Linked DNA regions of Homo sapiens: region 2 is linked to region 1. The links are chromatin loops, found by intact Hi-C in ENCODE. Cell type or tissue: sigmoid colon. All regions are shown on one strand.

The links. Peaks named below come from ENCODE experiments on the same cell type or tissue, not always from the same donor. Only the 100,000 strongest peaks of a DNase experiment are listed, where the experiment ranks them.
Region 2: a loop joins it to region 1, with 2.8 times the contacts of the local background. A loop is called at or near these places in 9 of 110 quality-filtered maps.

The regions. Positions count from the first base shown.
Region 1 is chr9:97,593,428-97,595,927 of GRCh38, reverse strand. All of the region lies in intron 9 of TMOD1 (tropomodulin 1), which reads right to left. Among named protein-coding and RNA genes, the nearest start is that of TSTD2, 39 kb to the left of the region's middle. In sigmoid colon, no CTCF peak of the experiment used is centred here; a DNase peak (open chromatin) is centred at 1,367.
Region 2 is chr9:97,528,230-97,530,729 of GRCh38, reverse strand. All of the region lies in intron 2 of TMOD1 (tropomodulin 1), which reads right to left. Among named protein-coding and RNA genes, the nearest start is that of TMOD1-AS1, 13 kb to the right of the region's middle. RefSeq lists enhancers at 973-1,022, 2,455-2,500. In sigmoid colon, no CTCF peak of the experiment used is centred here; a DNase peak (open chromatin) is centred at 1,019.

The DNA of each region.
Region 1 (2,500 bases):
TAATTTTTTGTATTTTTAGTAGAGACAGGGTTTCACCATGTTGGCCAGGCTGGTCTCAAACTCCTGACCTCAGGTGATCCGCCTGCCTCGGCCTCCCAAAGTGCTGGGATTACAGGTGTGAGCCACCGTACCTGGCTGCCTTTTCTGAGATAGGTTTGGGGGACTATGATGAAACTGATTTGGGATCCAGCAGTCCCACTTCTGGATATTTACCCAAAATATTAAAATCAGTTGAAAAGATGTTTCACTCCATGTTCATTGCAGCATCATTCACAATACCCAAAATAAGGAATCAACCTAAGTGTCTATCAACAAGAATGGATAAAGAAACTGGGGGATATATGCACAATGGAGTACGATTCAGCCTTTTCTTTAAAAAAAAAAAAAAAAAAAAGGAAATTTGTTCATTTGCAACCACATGAGTGGAATTGGAGAACATTATACTAAGTGAAATAAGCCAGCCACAAAAAGACAAATTATATGTGGAATCTAAAACAATTGACCTCATAGAAGCAGGGAGTAAAACTGTCATTACAGAAGCTGTGGGTGGGGAATGGGGAGATAATGGCCACAGGATACAAAAATCTCAGTTGGACAAGAGGAATAAGGTGTTTTATAAAGCTCTGTTACACAGCATGGTGAATATAGCTAATAATAGTGTATTATACATTTCAAAATTGCTAAAAAATAAACGTTCTCACCACAAAAAGTATTTGAGGTGATGATATGCTAATTCACTTAATTTAATTTTTCCACATTGTATTCATAAATCATAACAGCACTTTGTATCACATAAATATATACAATTACAAATTGTCAATTGACAATAAAATACATTTTTTTTAGAAATTGCTTTGCAGTGTGCTATGTCTGGGCTGCTTGCTGCAAAGGTCTTCCCTGAGAATACTGTAAAATGGTGACTCCCAGGAAGGGATGTTTTCTGCTTTTAAACATGTTACTCTCCCTCCACACGATACCCCAACCCACACAACTGTCTTAACTCACAGGCTGCAATTCAGATTTTGCTAAGTGGAGAGAGCTGCAGTGGCAGATTTAGAGGACCTGAAGTGCCATGCTTGGCCTGGCTCTTTGCTATAAATAGTGTGGAGATGACAGTCATCTGAGGTATTGCTGTGGGAAAACGCAGATGGGATCCACAGCTCGGCTCCTCCCTGGCACCCTGCACTCACAGAACGCTCTGTTTAGAGCTTGGTGCCCAGGGTGGGGAGGACCGAAGACGCACTGGTCAGGATGCATCCTGGGCATACCGCCTGTCTGCAGAGCCAGTCGCTGTCCTCATAGCCTTGGGGACTCAATGTCCCCCAAGGAGGAGCCCAAGTACTGCAGAGGCCCCAGCCATGGGCAAAGAGCCAGCAGAGGCAGGTGAGAATGAGCAGGAGGCCTGAGAGGCCTGCTCCCTTCCCAATCTGCGCTCCCTGCTGCCAGGCCTGCTAACAGCCTCAGTCCCGAGGAGGAGCTGGCAGGAGGCTTTTACGATACAAATATTCAGTTGGAAAACATGAAGTCTGTCTGCTTCACTGCGGCATTAATGTAGGATGCAAATAATCTGTTGTAAAGTCAGGAGGAAGCTGAGGCACTGCCATAACAAACATTTCTCTTACAAAAATTAGCAGATGGGCGCAAATTTCATTTTAAAGCTAGAGATCCTACATCACCAAGTAGCACTCTGTTCCCTGTAATCACTGAGATGATTCATCTCTAATTCCTTCTGTAGGAAACCCCAAGGGAGCAGCTGCCCACAGTTCCCTGGGGTAACCCAGAGGCCCAATTTTATCACCTGGCATCACCGTCCAGGAAACTGCCACGGTCTCTGCTTCCCACCTGCTTCCATCGCCAGGCCCCTGAGCTTGACATTAAAGGCCTTGGGCTGCAGCCACCCAAACACCTACCCAGCCCCATTCCTTGTGAACATCCCATATACTTTCAACTGTCCTGCCTTTGCTCATGCTGTTCCCTCTGCTTGGAATGCCCTTCCCTTCCTACTTTGTGAACTCATTTTTCCTCCTAGGTCTAACTCCTTTTAACAGTTCCTCCAATCCTTTTAGATCCTTCTGTCTCTCCTTTGTACCCCCAGCACTACTTCCTAATACTCCTAGAACCCCCAGAGGGATGCCTCTAGACCTCCTCCATCAACCTATCTCTTCCTTTCAAGGCTGGCTAAAGCCCCATCCCCAACCAGCATGCTTTGCCTAACTGGCCTCTGTCTCAATAAATCATTTCCTCACTTTGTTTAGATAGAATTTGTAGGCATTCTTGAATTTTTAGGCATGCCTTTGAGTCTTTTTTTTCCCCTAAAAGGTTATAAAGCTTCTTCAGTCAGAGGTAGCCTTTCTGCTACCTCTGATATCACCTAGCACAGTCCTAGGCACACAAAAGTTGCCCAGAAAATGCTTGCTGTCACTAACAGCTGGTGTGACCTGACTGAGCTGCTGCCTAGACCCCCTACCCCCACCCCAGGCTCCAGTTTCTTTCTAAGGGA
Region 2 (2,500 bases), 65 kb after region 1:
ATCATGAGGTCAGGAGATCGAGACCATCCTGGCTAACACGGTGAAACCCCGTCTCTACTAAAAATACAAAAACAATTAGCCAGGCATGGTGGCGGGCGCCTGTAGTCCCAGCTACTCGGGAGGCTGAGGAAGGAGAATGGCGTGGACCCGGGAGGCAGAGCTTGCAGGGAGCCGAGATCATGCCACTGCACTCCAGCCTGGGCGACAGAGCGAGACTCTGTCTCAAAAAAAAAAAAAAAACTCCTCAGTAGAAAATCATCGTTATTATTATTCAGGCTTTGCAGAGGGTCTGTTGTTTTCCATTATTGTTTCTATGGTTATATTGTGTCACAGATTCCTGACAGCTGACTTTAAAATCAACTCTTAGGACCCAATTTCTTTATAAGGTTGAATTATCTCTACCATCTTCTCTCCTGCGAATATTTTGAGCCTTTTACTGAGACAGTTTAAAAAATGTTCTGCCTTTCCCCAAATCCTCATTAACAATCAATATTTACAGTTAAATTCCTTGTGTTGGTGGATTCTTCTTTTCTTGAAAGATTAGTATTTATTGTGAAAATAACATAACAACTTCAAAAGAAATCAAGTTGGAAATAAGAATTTACGCATAATTCCCCAATCTGCTCTCTGAGTTTCCTTCTGGGCTAGTCTCAGAGGTGCTCCCAGGGTTAACAGCACAGGTTACTGGGCCAAGACTGTCTAGGTTGGAATCCCAGCACCGCTCAGATTGCATCCTGGGCAGGTTACTTTATATCTCTAAGCCTCGGCTTCTCCATCTTTAAAATGGGGCTAATGACTGAACCCTCCCAGAGGACTAAATGAGATAATCCACGTAGGGCTTTGCTTATGGCACACCCAGGAAGTATTGAGCGTCTATTACTCATATGAAAACTGTACACTGCTCCCTGCAGAAGTCACGATGACTTGTCATTCTCAAAACCTCTCTCTGTGTTGCCCCCACTGCCTGGTACAAAGGCAATCTGAACTGAGGAGCTGGCTCTGCTTCAGAGCAGCATCCACTTAACTCCAGAGAGATGAGAAAGGGCAGATCCTCTGGGGAATCAGTCAACAGCGGATACTTTTAGCACATGAAGCATTCCTTTCCCGAGGGAGTCCAAGTGCAACAATCTCATGATAAGCTCGAGTTTTTCCAGAGAGAGAGATAGAAAGTTTTGGGGACTTTTTTTTTTTTTTTAACGTGCACAAGTTTGGAATCCTCTGCTGCAAACAGAGCTGCTTTCCAAGTCCTCGTACTCCATTCTGCCACATGACACTGGGGCTTAACAATTGCATAACCAGAAACGTCACCCCTTGAAGTGTTTGTTGAATTCAGGTACTAAGACAGCCAGGAATGGTTCAAAGAAATCATATGTGGTTAGAGCTAGAGGGGGCTTCCAAGGCCATCTAGGCCGACTGTATCCATTTTACAGACAGGAAAATTGAGATCCAAAGAAGGAAAATCACGTACCCAAGTCCAGAGCAGAGCCAGGACTGGAACCTGGACTTCTGCACCTCAGGCTCTTTCCCAGAAAAAAGAGGGATTATTTTCCTACAGCGACCCCCAACCACAAAACCAGAGCACATCTGCAGTCTAAACTCTCTCCCTGAACACTCCCATGAGGCCTTGGAGTGGCATGGCTACGTCGTGGACTCCAGACCCACACGCAGTGGCTCTGCCATCGCCTAGTTGTGGGACTTTGGACAAGTTACTTCACCTCTCAGTTTCCTCATCTGTAAAATGGGGATGATAACAGCGCCTGCCTCCTAGGATCATGATGATGGTCAAATAAGTTAATATTTTCAAATTCCTTAGAACAGCACCTGCACATAGTGAGTGCCATCTAAGCACTCATTAAACAAAAACAGGAGGAATATGGACTATAACAGAGAGGGCAGTGGCCTAGGTGCCAAGGCACCAGGGTTCTGATCTGGTTCTGCTTGGATGTGTGACCTAGACCAAGTTCTTTCCCCTCTCTGGGCTCTGCTCCTGCTCTGAAGCCGTGGGAGGGGCAGACACCTGCTGGCTGGCTAGGAGTCTCTCATTGTCTGCATATCTTTGGCCTCTCCCTGTGCTGTGATTTCAGAGCATGGGCCAAGGGAGGGTGAAACTAGAACTGGAATGTTTGTGCTCTCCAAAAGAAGGGAGGCCCTCCAGGCCTTTTCGAAGCTCACATACTGTCTTGCAAATCAGGTAACAGAGCTGATCTTAATGAAGGGATCAATTGTGTGGCTGGGACAGAAACTCACTGGCCTCCATTATCTCCTATCCTCTCTCTGGTTTCTCTTCTCTTTTCTTTGAACTGAGAGAGAAAGGGGTCTTTGAAAATGCCAACTGGGAAACCACAGTGGTCTGAGAATCTCAGGTCTCAGATGGCCCATGCCTGCTCCCACACCCCTGTGCTCAATTACTTTTCTCCTGCCAGAGTGGGAGGTGCACACACTCTGGAGCCTGTTTGAAATCCGAGTCTCCGTGCCTGCCTGGGTCCTGCGACCGTCAGCA